Linked DNA regions of Homo sapiens: region 1 is linked to region 2. A link is a contact called in ENCODE Hi-C or POLR2A ChIA-PET data. All regions are on one chromosome and are shown on one strand. The core of a region is the stretch at or near the end of the contact, and the rest is flanking DNA. Distances in the headings are between cores, read along the strand shown. Region 1 overlaps WDFY3 (WD repeat and FYVE domain containing 3). Region 2 overlaps WDFY3 (WD repeat and FYVE domain containing 3).

The links. Hi-C counts contacts between places; a loop is a spot of excess contacts on that map. ChIA-PET counts read pairs that join two places held with the same protein, here RNA polymerase II (POLR2A). Pooled maps may share reads with other maps.
Region 1: a map of endothelial cell of umbilical vein shows a loop between it and region 2 (2.2-fold over the local background). The contact joins two enhancer-like sites. A Hi-C loop is called at or near these places in 2 of 168 maps with a recorded cell type or tissue (endothelial cell of hepatic sinusoid and endothelial cell of umbilical vein) and 3 of 50 pooled maps. POLR2A ChIA-PET finds 5 or more read pairs at or near these places in 2 of 52 experiments (A549 and HEK293).

Annotation. Positions count from the first base shown.
Region 1 is chr4:84,850,493-84,854,728 of GRCh38, forward strand. All of the region lies in intron 4 of WDFY3 (WD repeat and FYVE domain containing 3), which reads right to left. Among named protein-coding and RNA genes, the nearest start is that of WDFY3-AS1, 56 kb to the left of the region's middle. Within about 2 kb of position 1,684, at least 2 of the 41 ENCODE cell types and tissues checked have a DNase peak (open chromatin) inside an H3K27ac peak, as active enhancers do; they include endothelial cell of umbilical vein, where a contact is called at or near this core.
Region 2 is chr4:84,812,678-84,817,192 of GRCh38, forward strand. The region is part of intron 13 of WDFY3 (WD repeat and FYVE domain containing 3); the gene reads right to left. Among named protein-coding and RNA genes, the nearest start is that of WDFY3-AS1, 18 kb to the left of the region's middle. Within about 2 kb of position 1,899, at least 5 of the 41 ENCODE cell types and tissues checked have a DNase peak (open chromatin) inside an H3K27ac peak, as active enhancers do; they include endothelial cell of umbilical vein, where a contact is called at or near this core.

The DNA of each region.
Region 1 (4,236 bases), core at 434-2,933, 38 kb after region 2:
TTTTAGTAGAGATGGGGTTTCACCATGTTGGCCTGGCTAGTCTTGAACTCCTGACCTCTGGTGATCCGCCTGCCTCAGCCTCCCAAAGTGCTGGGATTACAGGCGTGAGCCACCACATCCAGCCAACATTTTTCTGAGGAAAGCTAATTTGAGAATTTAGAGAAAAGTTATAAAGGATCTTTGATGGAGTACAGGCACACTGGATGGTGAAAAGCAGCTCTACTGCTAAATCCCAGGCTGACGTCAGAATTCACTAAACTCATTTCATGTCTCAGAATTTCCTCAGTCTAATCACAATAATTTACAAAACAAGGCTGTTACCAAAAAAACTAGAAAACAGAAATGGGAGGGTCATGAAACAAACTTGTTTTTACACAAATTTTAAAATAAATGAGCTTTAGAATAAATAATTCTTATTTTTAATTTTATTTATCTGTTTTTTTTTTTTTTTTTTTTTTTTTTTTTTTTTTTTTTTTTGAGAACTGGTTCTTGCTATATTGCCCAGGCAGGTCTTGAACTCCTGGGTTCAAGCTATCCTCCTGCCTCTGCCTCCCTAAGTGCTGGGATTACAGGTGTGAGCCACTATATCCTGCCTAAAATAAATAATTTTTAAAAATAAATGGGTATGAGTTCAGCAAAGAGAATTTGAGAAAATGAAACCTGGACAGACCATCATAAGAAAAGAAATGGTATTTTAATGGGTATATAACTAGATATATCCTGAGGTATTATTTTAAAGAATATTCTTTATAGCTGAAAGGAAATTCTCTATATTCTAAGGCTATTATAGTATCTCTCCCTTTTAACAGTCATTACACAGTAATTTATATTATTATTACCTATTGAAATGTCACTACAAAAGGAGAAAACATAATTTACTCAACTTCATATTCTCCCAAGCCAACACTCTGCCTTTTATAGTAATGCTCCCTAAATATGGTTGTTTATTTATATGCTGACTGCCCTCACAATCAAATTCTAGAGAACATTCAGGGAGCACTGAAGGAGAACATGAGAACATAAACTAAAATCAAGAAGGAAAACAAAACAAACAAGCAAATAAAAGACCCAGCTAGGGAGATGGACTGGAAAAGAAAACTAAATAAAAATCTAAGACTGGAAAGACCTCTATATTTTCCATGTATTGGTTACAAATTTTGGCTCAAAGATACAGAAGAGAAAACCTGATCAATCACATCATTCACAATGCCTTTAGCATGAAAAAATATATATATTTAAGGAAGTAGTTCTATTCCTCATATTATACTAGTCCCCCCTTATCTGTGAGAGGTAAGTTCTAAGACCCCACTGGATGCCTGAAACCACGGATAGTACCAAAGCCCGTAAACACTGTATTTTTTACTATAATACATACCTGTGATAAAGTTTAAGTAATAAATTAGGCACAGTAAGAGACTGGCAACAATAATAATAAAGTAAAAAAATTGTAATAATATACTATTCACAATTTCACAAATACAAGATTCCTTCTTATTATAGATCTCAAAAACCTCAGCACACAGTTTTTGGTCTTTCCTTATTAAGTCAAGAACTTTTACCTTTTCACTTAAAGGAAGGACTTCTCTCTGGCATACACAAGTGGCCAACCCCATAACTTTTGCACTTTGGGGCCATTATTAAGGAAAATAGAGTTTCTTGAAAACAAGCAGCTTGATACCAGGACAATAGGTCTCATAACTGAGGCTGCTACTAAGTGACTATTGGGCAGGTGGCCCATAAATCATGGATACACTGGACAAAGGAATAATTCACATCCCGGGAGGGATGGAGCTGAATGGTGTCAGATTTCAAACTTATGAATTGTTTGTTTCTGTAATTTTCCACTTAATATTTTCAGACCACAGATGACCAAAACCATGAAAAGCAAAACCATGAATAAGGAGGGATTACTGCATAATATAAACAATTCCTTCCAAAGATCCCAATAAAAGAATATAACAAACAATGTAATATCCTTCTAATAGAAAATGTGTTTCTTACATGTTTCTTATAACCTCCCTCAAATTAAGTTGAAAATGCTAAAACAATAAATAAATTCTACAAGGGTATCGTTTTTTCCAGACACCTAGTCTGTTCAATAGTTTGACAAATGAATAATTTGTAATAATCTCAAAATCTCAAAAAATAAACTGTACTTTTCAATACTTCCTCAACACATTTTTTTCCTGAGATTTTGATAAATGTTGTGTGCTTAGAATTAACCTATACTACTTGTTAAATAATCTATGTTACCTGTTAAATAAACCTCCCCTTTTTTTTTTTGAGATAGGGTCTTACTCTGTCATTCAGGCTGGAGTGCAGTGGCGCAATCATGGTTCACTGCTATCTCAACCTCCTGAGCTCAGGTGATTCTCCCACCTCAGCCTCCTGAGTAGCTATGACTACAGGTGCCTGCCACCACACTCAGCTGATTTTTGTATTTTTTGTAGAGATAGGAATTTCGCCATGTTGTACAGGCTGGTCTTGAACTCCTGGGCTCAACTGATCTGCCCATGATGGCCTCCCAGAGTGCTGGGAATACAGGCATGAGCCACTGTGCCCGGCCAGAAACCTCTATTCTTTAACAAACTGAAGACTGATAAAAATTGAGAAACCTAATAATGACACATCTTTGAATAGCCATTCCACCTGTGCTCAGAGATGAGTACATAGCCTTTTGTTATTGCTGTTGAGACAGAGTTTTTGCTCTTGTTGCCCAGGCTGGAGTGGTGCAATGGCACAATCTCGGCTCACTGCAACCTCTGCCTCCTGGTTTCAAGTGATTCTCCTGCCTCAGCTTCCTGAGTAGCTGGGATTACAGGCACCCACCACCACACCCGGCTAATTTTTTTTGTATTTTTAGTAGAGATGGGGTTTCACCATGTTGGCCAGGCTGGTCTCGAACTCCTGGCCTCAGGTGATCTGCTCATCTCGGCCTCCCAAAGTGCTGGGATTACAGGCGTGAGCCAACTCTCCTGGCTGAGTACATGGTTTTTTAATGGAGGTGTTTATAATATTCCTATTACTCAGGGTGTATCAATGTATATTTTGCTCCTAAGAATTAGTATGAGGTATTTTATTGCTAATAGTTATTAGGACAACTAAACAGAACCAATAGCTCATTTCTTGAACAGTTGTTAAGGATATAATTATTCAACCAGTCTTCATGCTGGGTAAATAATATGCTGTTGAAAATGCCAGTAACTTTTTACACAAATCCTGATGTTTACTGCTTTATTTCCTCTAAGAAATGTTCTGACAAGATAAATAAAACTGGCTTGAATTTACCAACCCAAAATCAGTACTACAGAAAAAGACTATGTCATATTTGCTAATCTGAAATGAACAAGCATTGCTTCTTAAATAAGGTTTATTCACTCACAAATATTTATCGACTTCCTAGTATATGTGCCAGGCAATGTTCGAAGGGTCCTGAATACAAAGGTAAATAAAACAAATATGATTCCTGTGCTCATGAAACACAGGACATTTTAGCACAGAAGACCAGTGGTAAATAAGTTGATTTTAAAATTAAAATTATTTAAAGATAGTATTATGAAGAAAGTAAAATAGGGTAGCTGAAAGAGAATGCCTGGGGTGGGAAGAAGGTTGTCAGGAAAGGTCTTTCTGAAGAAGCGACACTGGTGCCAAAGGATGACACTGACTAATGAGGAAAAGTTACAATCCAAAGAGACAAGGAAAGAGGGTTGCAGGCAGTGAGATCAGAGCTGTGCAAAGACCTCAAAGTGAGATTGATTCTGGGGTGTACAGGAATGAAAATGAGGCTGATAAAGCTGGGGCATTTTGTATAAGAGGAAAAATGGTACAAGATAAGGTTGGAGGGATAGAGGAACTAAAGCATGAATCTGACATTGTAGGTAATACTGAATGGATAAGGTAGCAAAGAAAATAGTGTAGTTTTGGTGATTGACTTCAACAACTGAATCTAAAAATATTATGTATGTGTTCACTACTTTCAACAAGTAGTGGTATTTCTTGAAACTATACAATGCTTCCATCATTTACATAAATGTTTGCCAAAGAGGATGCAGCATGAAGCTGGGTGTCAGAAGGTGTAGATTCTACTTCTCACTCTCAGGGAGTACTGACTACTTGTCAAATTTTTCCAGTTCTAGGCCAGGTATGGTGGCTCATGCCTTTAATCCCAGCACTTTGGGAGGTTGAGGTGGGTAGATCACCTGAGGTCAGGCGTTGAGACCAGCCTGGCCAACATGG
Region 2 (4,515 bases), core at 649-3,148:
AATGCTATCACTGGTTAGAATTATGACTGAGGTTAGAAAAACTGCTGCTTACGAATCTTAGTCCAATAATTTATATTATGTACTTCTGGACAGGCCCACCTCCTACTTCCTCAAAACTGGTATCTGTTGTTGCTCTGACATTATCCCAAGCACAATCTCAGTATTCGAAAAATTTCAAATACCATGAATAATGTAACTTCCCACTTACATCAATAAATGATGACAAGTAGCAAACACCAAAGCTGCAATGAGATCTGGAGGCTGCTTGGTTAATTAGACAAAATCAGCTATATATTACTTATATTTGCATAAATACAATTCATACAATTCAAATTTGTGCATCAGGAGAATTTCCATGACATGTCATGGAATGTCAGGTTTGTGTATAAATAATTACAAATTAAATGACATAGTTCTGTGGTATATGTCAGTTGAATGGAGGCACTATGTAATTACAAATTAAATTACATAGGTCTGTGGTATATGTCAGTTGAATGGAGGCACTAAGAAGCAATTCTGAATGAAGTAAAAATGGAAATTGAAACTGAGAACCCACATTTTCCCTATTGGCTCTCAGCGCTACTTTTTCCCTTCAAAGCAGAATGCCAGAGCTAGCTCATACCGGCTCTCAAGAGGTCAAGTGCCATATTTTCAGGAATTTTGTAAGTCAGTTGTTAAACGTACAATCATAATTAAAAATTAAGTAACAAATTTACAACTAAGTATTTTACAGACAAAATACTCAAAACTCATCAGTTTCTAATTATTTTCTGAATTTTACTATTATCTATGCTTTTACGTATCTGCATGAGGAAATGCTATATAATGGTGTACTACTGTGCAACTCTTTCCAATCCACATTCAGTGGCACATTAGTTGACTGAATAGGCCACAATGTGAGTATTTATACCCTGGAAATCAGTAAATGCAAAATATCATGACTCTCTCCTGCCCTCTTCCAGCCTGAGAATCAGTTACTAACATTAACCAGAACACTGCCTCAAAATTACGGGTCAGCCAATTACTTCTTGTTGGCTTTACTTACCAATATTTAAAAAATCCAATTAATAAGGTACCAAAAGAGGAGAAAATGGTATGTTAAAAAAAAGTTGGCAACCTTAGCATCTTTTGAAGCCATCTATGTTCTCCCAACAATTCCTTCAAATATAAAATGTTCTTCAAATATCGACACTCATGTGGATATCCTTTTTGTCTAACAGATAAATTGCGGTGAGATTAATCTTGCTTTTAAGATGCATATTCAAAATTGTCATTATACACCATCAAAACATGATGAAATATATGACAGCATAAGGAAAGAAATGCTATTTTTTCATTACCAATGAAACATTTAATTGAATAAAAGTAAAAGAAAATAGAAGTAATAACTACTAATGTCTGTGGCTGGAATGGGGTATGTAGGAAACTAGTATATGCCACCCCAAAATACGCCACTATGGCATAAGGATTATTTTCAGTTGAAGGCAATTGGGAAGAAGTAGATATAAGAAAACTCTCTGCCATCCCCTATTTGATGAAGTCAGACCCTTCCCAGCCTGGAGACAGCAAAGAAATGCACACAACAAACTACCAACTATTCTTTATCTACCATTTATTTGCCTTCCCACAAGTTGATATCCCTAGAGTCCGTTTCCTTTATGTCATCATTTCTCTAAAAATGTACTGTTCTTTGCGGAGAATGCTATACAGTGGTCCCCCTTCTCTGCAGTTTTGCTTTCCTTCGTTTTAGTTACCTGTGCTCAAACTTGGCCTAAAAATATTGAATGAAAAATACCAGAAACAACAATTCAAAAGTCTTAAATTGTGTATTGTTCAGAGTAACATGATGAAATCTCACACTGCCCCACACCACTGTGACTCATCCCTGTGTCCAGTGTACATATGCTGCAAAAGCCACCTGCCTGTTAGTCACTGAGCAGAGTCTCGGTTATCAGAGCAACTGTGGAGGTTTCCCAGTCCCTGTGTTCAAGTAACCCTTATTTTACTTAATAGTGGTCCCAAAGCACAAGAGTAGTGACACTGGCATATTGTTATAATTATTCTATCTTATTATTGGTTATTGTTGTTAATCTCTTACTGTGCCTAATTTATAAATTAAATGTTATCACAGGTATGAATATACACAGGAAAAAAACATAGTATATATAGCATTCCATACTATCTGCAGTTTCAGGCATTTCTGGGGGGTCTTAGAATGTATTCCCCCGAAGATATGGGGGGACTACCATACAAAATGGAGTTCTAAGCCACCTCTTTGAGAATTAGTTATCTTTCCCTGGTTGTTTCCCACGCACATATGAGGTAGACATGTTAATAAACTTGTTTGTTTTTCTCTTGTTAATTTGTCTTTTGTAACACTGGTCTGTCCTAGTTAAGAACTCAGCAGGTAGAGGAAAAATAATGTTTTTCTCATCTACAGGTGAGAGTACTAGTAGAGGAAGTGAAAGGAGATGGAGATCGGGTCACAAGGGCCTTGGAAGCAAGGTTAAACACACTGGTTTGTCTGTTATTATTTTAATGTCATTTTAGACTTGAAGAAAAACTGCATAAATAGTTCAAAGAATTCACAGATATCCTTCATTCAGATTCTTGAAAAATTACCATTTTACTTAATTTCTCTCTTTCTCCCCTTCCCTTTTCCCCTAAAAGCTTCAGTGTTTTTCAAAAAAAGGAATTCTCTTACTACTCACAGTACAATGCTCAAAATCAGAGAACTAACGTTCAAACAATACAATTATTTTATCTACAGACCTTGTGTTTTTTCCAAATCCCAATAATATCCTCCATAGCAAAGGAAAATACAAGTTCATGTACTATATTCAGTAGTCACTTCAACCTCTACTTTTTGGAACAGTTCCTACGTCATTTTTAATTTCATTTCATCTCCTTTTTCTAAGAGTTTAGGCCAATTATTTCATAGAAAGTCCTCCAATTAGGATTTATCTGATGTTTTCTAATAATCAGATTCATATTATATACTTTTGGGAGGAAAAAGTACAAAAATGAGCTGAATTTTTCTCAGTGCTTCCTATCAGGAGGTGTATGCTATTCATCTGTCCATCACTGGCAAAGTTAATGCTGATCATTTAGTTACGGTAGGGTCCATTGTAAAGCTAATATTTTAGCACTCGAAATTAAGAAATATCTTTTAAGGATAAAATTTAAGAGTACGCAAAAATCCTTTCACTTCTAAAACTTTCATCTACTATCTTTAGTATCCAGTGATGAATTTTACTTGAATCAATTATTACTACGATAGTTCATAAATTGTGATTTTCTTTGACTTTTGACTATAAGTAAGAGTTTTTCCTCTTCTCTATTTGTTTGATTGTACTTACTTAATTGCTTATTTTCTTTGATCTCTTCTTTACTTTTTCAAGGCTAACTGAAATGTTTTAGGCTCATTTTGTTTCTTTCTCTGCCCTCGTCCTGGAATCAAGGAGGCCTGAATCCTTACAACGGAAAATTGTATTTAGAAACCTTGCATCAATCAATAAATTAAAGAACATAAATTTTAATGGACTTCTTTCACTTTACTCAGATATTATTTAAATACAAGAGCAGGTTTTTAGTCACAGAAAGAGAAGGCTATGTCTCTTTTTATTAAAACAACTATTATTCACAGCAGATAAGCTGAAAGCACAGCTTTACAAAGAGACTACATGGGTTCAGATCTAGACTCCTCTACCTACTAGACAGACATATAGAACTTGGGAAAATATTTCAACCAGTCTGTGTTTCAGTTTACAGTATGTAAAGCAGGGACACTAATAGTATTTATTTTTATCATAAGGATTAAATAAGTAGATGCAGATAAATGCATACAACAGTACTAATAGAAAGCAGTCAATAAATGTTAGCTACTATTATATCTGGAACTTGGAAATTTTTAAAATATATCATTTAATATTTAATAGTCTACTTTTCCATTACTCCTTACTTGCATTACTAAATTCACTTCTAAATGAAAGTGAAACATTCGATTATAGTTTGATTCTAAAAATTTCTTACATATCATTTCTTATAATATCAATAACCAGTAATATGGGAGAATGTGAGTGTATAAATCTGTATAAAACAATGGTGCTGTGGAAATAAAACGGGTATTGAAATCTGGGGGTCGGTTCTACTAATTAAAAGTCACTTAAGTGAACAAAATCCATGTTATATGATTTCTCTAAACCTAAGTTTTCTCATCTGCAAAACAGGGTGCTACTTAATTTATAGTATTACTAAGGAGTAAATGATAAAAGCATATGTATAACTCCTGGTATATTGTTTGATATCTACTAGAATATCCATTACTTACATACATACATATATGCATGCATGTGTATAAAATGCCAAATCTAACATTCATTTCACAGATGCATAACACTATGAGTGAATTTAACTGATCAGAAAATACATATATTTAGTATTAATTAAGATCCTATACTTCACTAATATTTAATTTAAGAGTTCCAGTAAGTCAAGATAATTACTGAAAAGGTT